2 separate regions of the Homo sapiens genome follow, and region 2 is linked to region 1. Evidence: chromatin loops called from intact Hi-C (ENCODE). Cell type or tissue: heart left ventricle. All regions are shown on one strand. Links, peaks and the distances in the headings refer to the core of each region. The heading gives the core; the rest is flanking DNA.

Region 1 (4,401 bases), core at 101-4,100:
ACAGGAGAGTAGATAGGATACAATACAGCATGGAGGTACTGTGACCACTGTATGAACTAAGAGTTGTGTGGGAAGAGAGGACTGGAGGTGAGAGTGATGGAGGAGCGTCAATGTCCCCATGGATCCTGATGGGCAAGTAACAGTTTGCCAGGCAAAGAAAGAGGAAAAGGAAAGGTCAGTCGTCAACAAAGATAATGTGCCAGCCACTGATATAGATGAGGATGTAGCAAGGGACAAGAGAAGACCCAAATCCTGGCCCTCACAGAGCTTATGAGAATAAAATAATATAAACTAGTGGAAAGTGCTTTAATAATGACAAGGTGATAGTCATGCATTGGTGACAGTCTGTCTCTCTCATCATCAATTTTCAGTTCTAAGAGGAGCTCACGAAAGCATAATCTTCCAAGAATGCTCTCAGGTACTGCTTATATTCAGCTTGGTCCTCCTAATTCTCTGTTTCCTCCTCAGGGAAGGAAAAATACTAACGAGGAAGGAGAAATGCTAATAGTAGCTAATACTATAATTCTCACTGACCTGTTACTCCCTGCTTGACACCATGCTAACCACATAACAAGCATAGCCTCATTTAATGTTCCCACTGTCCCGTAATCTCTATTTTGCCCAACAGGAAACTGAGGCTGAAAGATACTGAGAAACTTGGGCAAGGAACTGCTATACTAACAGCTAGTCACCCCGGGTTGCCACGCAGGTTAAAGGAGCAGCTTGCACATGAGAAGGATTTAACACAGTTCCTGGTTTGCAGTAAGTGATCCACAAATGGTGGCTATTATTATTCTTACTATTATTATCATTACTATAGCAGTCCAGACTAATGACTCATGACTTCTTTCCCTATCAGAAGGATATCACTTTTCACTTGGCCTTCTTGGGAGCATGAGTCCTTTTCCTCTTTCCCCAAATTTTTTATTCCAGAATATCTAATTTACAGACTGTAGTTTTTTGCTTAGCCAAGAACCTGTTGGTTAGGTAACCCTAGCAACAAATAGAAATATGCAACTTTTTACAAGCTACTTCCTCAAAAATCTTTCCATGATAGAGTTTACACATTGAACATTTTAAATATTGAACACTGATCTTGTGGATGCATAAACTTGAAAATACCACTTGCTTTATTGCTTCCCAGCCCCTACTCAAGTATTTCACTCCTCCTAGAACGCTCTGCAACTTCTTTTCTGCCTAAGGCAGAAGCAATCCAACATGTAAAGTCTTCCTGGCCCCTCTCTGAGCTCCAAATATAATTTATATCACTCTCTTCATATTTTCTTGATTGTGTTCATGTTACTACCACCATTTTGACATGATGAATATTTAACAAGGCACATAACCAAAACAAATGCCTAAATCCCCAGTAAGGCCAAAGAATGGACATACCACCTAGTGGTCAATCCCGCCACAACGGATTCTAGTTTAGTTCTTGTTTTGGTTTGGTTCAGTTTTGCTCATAGACCTTGACGTCAGTGATTTTAACAGTTTTAATTATCAGTAAATGTCACTTGAAAGAATAATTGAATGAATACACAAAGAATGGACTGAATAAATGAACAGATGATGGACCAGAATGAGAACATAGGAATAAGGAAATGAGAGAAAGCTACAATGTAAGTTTTAAAACATTTCAGAAAATTGGGGATACATCATCAGAAATAACCAATTTGACAAAATATGGTTACAAGAAAAGCTATTATTTGAACAAGATTACCTCCTCAGAGACTTCAGCTTCATCCTCCTGTGCACTCCCTTTTCTAATCTTCCCAAACACAACTTGCTTAAGCAGTTTCCTTTGTTATTTCCTGGTTTTCCCTCAGTGCAATCACTGCCATATAACTAGAGGGTCAGAAAGGAAGACTCAGAAATGTTCTGTCCCCATGAGCCATCATTTGGGACAGAATGCATATCTCACTTAGGCCTTAAGGTGAGGCTCAAGCTGCAGAGAAAAAGGGAAACATGGAGTAGGGCTGCAGGCACTGGCAAATTTTCTATACAGTCCCTAGATGACCAGCTGGATTTGGACAAAGAGAACACTGCATATATTTTATCAGGTCGACCCATGCCAATGTGTGTACATGCTTGTGTATGCATAGGGATGTATGTGTGTACGCACACATAAAACACATCTGCACACTTCTGATGAATTTGTTTCCCAGGGTAATAGTAAGGAGAACTTTGCAACTACAGCATTGGCTTGAGTTTCTCCTTAACAAACATGATTGCTCTCACAAAATGTCAGGTCAATTATAGAAACCTAGTAATGAACCAAAAATACCTTTCTATGCACTCTTGGCTCATGAAGTACCCACTGACTGTGACAAACACTAGTTAAGGTTTGGATTTTTTTGTATTATTCATAAAAGGACGCAAATGAAATGAGTTGGCTTTTAGAGATCATTATCAAAAGTCTAGATAGCAAAGTCCTGTCAAGTTGTTTTGCATTTTGCCATATAATCATCGTAACAAAAGGTAGAGCTGCTTAGAAATCCAAATAAATTAATAGATAAATAAAACTATAATATTGATCTAGCAGCCCTGAACAGACAATGCCCTACCATCTTCCTTTGTGTAGAAGCTGTGTCTCTGTCTGATAATGCTTAGCAATAGGAAAAGCAAAATGAATGTTTGATGGCAGTTCTCAGGAATCCTAGACAATTCCTACAAACAGTGACCCCTTTTCTAGAAAATAGGAAGCTGGTTAGAAAGGCAGGTTCCAACAGCTCTCTTTAGGATAACTTTATTCTCCTAAAGTTCAGGCCCTAAAATGAAATGGAGACAATAATTTTCCCTGGTGGCATTCATTCGGTTATTCATTCAACAATCATTTATTCATTTTTTCAACAATCATTATTAATGCAGTTCCATTTCTATGTGGGAATGATCATCAAGGAGAAGCAAGGAATGTTAAAATTTATGTTTTAGGACCCCAGGGCAGAAATAGACATGAAAGGTTCTTGTCAGTGCTTAATGCAAATCAAATATCAGGCATTAGAGTTACTGTACACTAAGTTTAATATTAAGGAGTTTCTGCCCTGACCCTGCGCCATGAACTACACATGGCAACAGACTGTGCTGTCATCTCCAGCTGCTGCCCCTGTACCTTTGTACTTTTCATTCCAGAAGCGTGAGCACTAACCGAAGAATCACGGAATGCTAGACCTAGAGGGTTCCTGAGTGATCATGATCTTATTCATGATTCACAGTGAATCAATGAATTAGTGGATGACTACTTCAGAGAAGAAATAGTTCATGGAACTTTAACATATGAAAAGATGAAAGACAGATGGCCCTTGGTGATGGGAGATGGGGTGCCCAGGACTGGACCAAGGCCACTTCTCTCTTGATGTTTGGACAGCTTCTGAGGTGGACCCACAGAATAAAGGGCCCCATGGATTGTGGAGTAAAACCCATTAATCGAGGTCAAGCCTGTTTATGAGATGGCAAAACTCTGAGATGAGGGAGAATCAGTGACGTGCTCACAGTCAGCAAGCTCATTAAGACCTACAATTTGGCACTAGAATCAAAGTCCATGCCTCTCATTACAGCACACTTCCATTTGGCTATAAAGAATTTTTTTTTGATGGAGAATTGTTTTGGATATCTTGAATTTAAGGTGATGGTGGGCCATGCATGGGGCAATATCTAGGAAGTACGTAAATACACAGGTCTGTAGCTTAGCAGGGGAAATGTGCCCATTTCTTAGATTTAGGAGTTGTCATTATAGAGAGGATAAATGGTGTGCAAAGACAGGGTAGAAAGCCCCCAGTTAGGGGTTAAGGGGAAGAGCCAGAGAAGAGATGTCTGAAGAGGTAGGAGGAAAATGAAGCCAAGGACAGATATGCATATTGTTTTTGAGATGAAGTGAGATATGAACTTTGAATTATGCCAAAATAATAAAGAGAGATTGAACTGAGATGCCATCCATGTACTTCTGCCAGTCACTTCCTTCTGTACCACGACCTGTCTCCTGCTCTCTGCCTTCTTCCCAGAGAGGCTGTTTCCATGGACTCATGAGGAGGAATAATAAGTAGGAGCTGACACGTACTGTTTGTAAGAGGTCACTTTTGAAATTTCAGGATTTTTCTAAGCCAGTTAAACATTGATGTTATTAGACATTACATGCACTCATGATTCAATAATCTTAAAAGCAAAGGCAATGAATACTCAAAATGCATCACTTCTTAACTCTTTTACAAATGTATTTGACTGTTATCTATGCTTTTAAGATTATTTATCTATTATATCTGCATGGCAGAAGTACTACATAATGGGGTACAATAATGGGGTGCGGCTGCACATCCCTCCCCAGTGCCACATTCTATGATACGTCATTGGTAGCTTGCAATCAGCCACGGTGGAGGTATTGATATCATGAAAATAGGCAAAGGCCAC
Region 2 (4,401 bases), core at 92-4,091, 690 kb before region 1:
CAGGCTCAGAGTGACTAAAAGAGAGAATTAATTTGCTTTGATTCACCGAGTGATATTTCCAGAAATTTCAAAAAGTCACCATCTTCCTGCTCTGCATTAGAACAGGATCTGGGGCCCTGAAGGACATGACGAAGATGTGTGATCAGGTAAGGGAGCCGTTTCTCCTTTGCCCAGCGGACAGGGACTTCCATGAGCCCTGTTTATCAGTTGTTTTCCTCTTGGTACCATGAGATCTTTACCATGATCCTCTTCGTTTACTTTCATTGATCATCCTCTCATCTCAGGTCTCAAAGAAACATTGAGGGCCTCCTATCTCCAAGGGCTTGACATTATAAATGAGAAGACATATCATAGATCATTATAGATCATTGTGGCAACGAATTCCATCCGGGCTGATTTATTTTGTCCAGAGGAATGTAAGACATTTAAAACGTAGGTTAATATGGAAGCTGCAGCCTGCTGATCATACACACATTGCCCTTGATCTATTCTCGAGTCTAAAACTAGCCCAGGTCTCCCTTTTGTTGAGGATTGCCAGGCTGTGGAAATTCGGTATCTAGGAGCATATTGTTGCTTCACTTGACTTCTTTCTGTAATCTGTCTCCATACGAAGAATCCTGTATTCCTCACTGGCTGCTCTTTCGAAAGTCATCAGTAACCTCCAAATCATCAAGTCCTGTGACCTTTGCTCAGAAACTTCTTGGAGTCTTTGCTGTCTCAGAGGTGTGGAACCAGTCCACCCTATCCTCCCCAAATCTCTATTTTCTATTCCTTTCACTCCTCCCCACCACTGAAGTTCACCTTCCCCAGCTGGGCTGTCTTGCAGGCATGGAATGAATGCATCCTCTTACTCTCATCTCTACTGCTTTTCCCTGGAAAAATTGACCAATTCTATAAATCATCATGAAGAGGAGGAGGAGCTATAATGATACTAGTTAGTATCTGCTGAAGCTTACAGGGCCAGTCACTCTTCTCATGTTAAACCAAAGATACTCAATGCTGCTCTATGAAGAGGCCCCTATCATAGTGCTGCTTTTACACAACAGTGACATGAAGCTCAGAGACACTGAGCACCTTGTTCTGGGGCACACAGCCATTGAGCATCTTGTTCTAGGGAAGAGATCTGACCCAGTGTCATGCACAGAACTGCTGAACCCTCTTCCTTTGATCTTGTTTCTCCCTCCAAGCTGAAGTTGGTATCTTGGATCTCTGCATTTATATGTCTAGCTACCATGATGGTGTCTGCATGCCTGCCCTGGTTTTATTCCCTTTTATCTGCAAATGAGCCCCTCCTTACTGATTTCTTTACATATCAGTGATACCACATTTCCTGCTCCACTCCAGATAGCTAGACTCAGATCATGAGATTAAAAAAAAAATCTTTAGCTCACTCAGCTCCACTATCACCTACACAAAGCTATCATTTAAAAGTTATATCTCTATAATAAAATAAAAGATGGGGACCATATTTACCCCTATCTCAGCTAAACACTGTGCTTTTCCTCTCATTCCCTTGGAAGTACCTGCTCCAGGCAAGTTCCTATTGGGAGTCAAAGGGGCTTCTGAAAACTCCCAGAGCAATCTTTTTCCCTGTAACAGAGGAGACTGGGGACCAGAGAGGTGGGGCAACTTCTGCAGACCACAGAGTGAATCACATCAAGGGCTACTTGATGTGGGAGCTTCTTGAGAGAGAGAACTGGTCTATCTCATTTTAACTATGGTGCCTGGCAAACAGTCGATATTTAATATAAATCATTATAAATTATAAAAAATAAATCAATATTTAATATATATAATATAAAATATAATTTAATATAATTTAAAAAAATGATTATCTCTAACTTCACATTCCAGCCTCCATTACCCTTTTGTCACCTTGATACTCTCACACTTGGTTTATTTCAGGATCCTCTTGACCTGTTTTCACACGCTTCTTCCTGTACACAGGTGTGAAACTCATCTTGCTAAAGATCTGGTATCATCTGCCCCGCCCAGCTCAAACAGCACCAATGGTGTTTATCTGCTCTTTGGGTGAGGGCAACATCCCTTGTCTAACTGGCGGGCTTTCCACAGTCCTGATCCACAGTAACTCATCTGCTTCATCCATCAAACTTTTTTTTCTTTGTTTTTTTGGGATGGAGTCTAGCTCTTGTAGCCCAGGCTGGAGTGCAGTGGCGTGATCTCAGCTCGCTGCAACATCTGCCTCCCAGGTTCAAGCAAATCTCCTGCCTTGGCCTCCTGAGTAGCTGGGATTAGAAGCACCCACCACCACGCCCGGCTAATTTTTGTATTTTTAGTAGAGATGGGGTTTCACCATGTTGACTAGGCTGGTCTCGAACTCCTGACCTCAGGTGATCCATCTGCCTCGCCCTCCCAAAGAGCTGGGATTACAGGCGTGAGCCACCGCATCCAGCACAAACCAAAAAAAAAAAAAAAAAAAAAAAAAAAAAAGGTTACTATAAGGTGTTTTTTGTTTTTTTTTTTTTTTTTTTTTAAGACGGGTGACCAGTGGTGGTGGTAAGTCTATTTAAATCATTTCCTTACTTCTTAACCCCTTCAATGCAGGTACATGACCATTAGGTGGCAGTAATGCATCACTCTAAGGAAATAAATCAATGGTTCAGCTTAACACTTGAGATAGAGGTAAACATGGTCCCCAGCTTTTATTTTATTATAAAGACATAACTTTTAAAAGCCCCCCAAAAGGATAAGCTTAAAGACTTTGGATTTGTTACATGTACTCCTTAATAAAGCCATCATGGAATTCATTCCAGTTGCCCAGGAGTTCCTTTCCCAGTCATTTCTCCATGTTGTAGCAGACTAGATAATTGGAGTCTACTGAACTTGTTTAAATTAATTACAGGGAAGACTTTCCTATCTGGAGCTCGTTCCTTTGATTACCACCAGAAAGAGAGGAGATGGAGAAATGAGCAGAAAATTGCCCCAGAGTTTAATGGTACCAAATCCCTGTGTGGTTTTTCTTCCATTGTTCAGCAGAATGGACTTCTGTACCCTGCTAATTTTCATTTTCTGTCCTTTCTTCTCTGCGGCTGGGAATAATTTACATTATTTTATAAAACTGGAGGCACAAAACTCTAACACTGAGTGGTGGAAACCGATCTCATTAAGCAACTTCCTTTTTTAAAAAGGCTCAGCTGACCATCTATGCCTAAGGGCTTACTTCTAAATCTAGTGAAGGTACTTTCTAATTTTTTCTTTTTTCTTTCTTTCTTTTTTTTTTTTTTTTGAGACAGTCTCACTCTGTCGCCCAGGCTGGAGTGCAGTGGCATGATCTCGGCTCACCGCAACCTCTGCCTGCTGGGTTCAAGCGATTCTCTTGCCTCAGCCTCCTAAATAGCTGGGATTACAGGCACATGCCACCATGCCTAGAAAATTTCTGTATTTTTTGTAGAGATGGGGTTTCACCACGTTGGCCATGCTGGTCTTGAACTCCTGACCTCCTGTAATCTGCCCCCCCACCTCAGCCTCCCAAAGTGCTGGGATTACAGACCTGAGCCACAGCACCTGACCTTCCTCATGTTTTTCTATACCCAATAAAAAAGTTTGATGGGGGAGGGATGGGGATAATGCTTTAGAAATCTTTTAGTTGCCTTTTTGAGTCAAGAGGCACAAAGATCTCTGAACTGTCTGTTGTTCGGCGTGGTTTGTAGGAATCATCTTCCTCCTACTTCAGTATCTCCCCAAGTACCTACTTGAGGAAGACTGGGAACTCCGAGTTATATTTCCAAGCTAAACACTTCTCCCCCTACCTTAGGACAAGTTTTAGATGCTTATCAGATCTTCTAACTGAATTCTGGAAATCTCAGCTATTCCAGTTTTACTTAGCCACGTGATGAAAACATCTATTCAGAATTCTAAAAGCAAAAAAGGTGGAGAAAGAAAAAACATGATGGTCTTTATCGCTAACAAAATGTGCAGAGAGAAATTAAAGCCAAGTGTGAAAGTTCCTTGCTATCTTCTGGTTGCGCCTTTGTGGAATACTAACGCAGCTGTGGGAGGCTATCGGTCCAGAATCTTGGCTTCCTCCACCCTGCAGCCAGGTGATAAAGCTCCTCCTTAATGACCCAGAAGCCTGAGGAAATTGAGGCCAAGTGTGAACACAGCAGGATCTGATTTTCTAGGCCAGAAATTCATTTTAGGGAAAACTTAGGAAGCTTTTCTGAAATAACTTTTCTTCTTTTGTAGAAGAATGATTCGGGTAGGTGAAAATGATGCAAACCTTTTATAATTTATAAAACCTTTTATAAATTATAAAAGCTTTTATAAATTATAAAAGCTTTTATAAATTATAAACTCTCGCAGCCTCAGTTTCCTCAGCTGCAAAATGGGAAAACTATTACTCAAATGTCAGTGTTGTATGAGGATTAAATGAGAGAGTAG

Evidence for each region. A loop is a pair of places that touch in the nucleus more often than their neighbours do. Peaks named below come from ENCODE experiments on the same cell type or tissue, not always from the same donor. Only the 100,000 strongest peaks of a DNase experiment are listed, where the experiment ranks them.
Region 2: a loop joins it to region 1, with 2.9 times the contacts of the local background. A loop is called at or near these places in 2 of 110 quality-filtered maps.

What each region holds. Positions count from the first base shown.
Region 1 is chr16:82,752,769-82,757,169 of GRCh38, reverse strand. The region is part of intron 1 of CDH13 (cadherin 13); the gene reads right to left. Among named protein-coding and RNA genes, the nearest start is that of MIR8058, 66 kb to the right of the region's middle. In heart left ventricle, for the core only: no CTCF peak of the experiment used is centred there; no DNase peak of the experiment used is centred there; H3K27ac peaks cover 1,456 bases.
Region 2 is chr16:83,445,147-83,449,547 of GRCh38, reverse strand. All of the region lies in intron 6 of CDH13 (cadherin 13), which reads right to left. Among named protein-coding and RNA genes, the nearest start is that of CDH13-AS1, 48 kb to the right of the region's middle. In heart left ventricle, for the core only: CTCF peaks have their summits at 2,389 and 2,588 (motif pointing right); no DNase peak of the experiment used is centred there.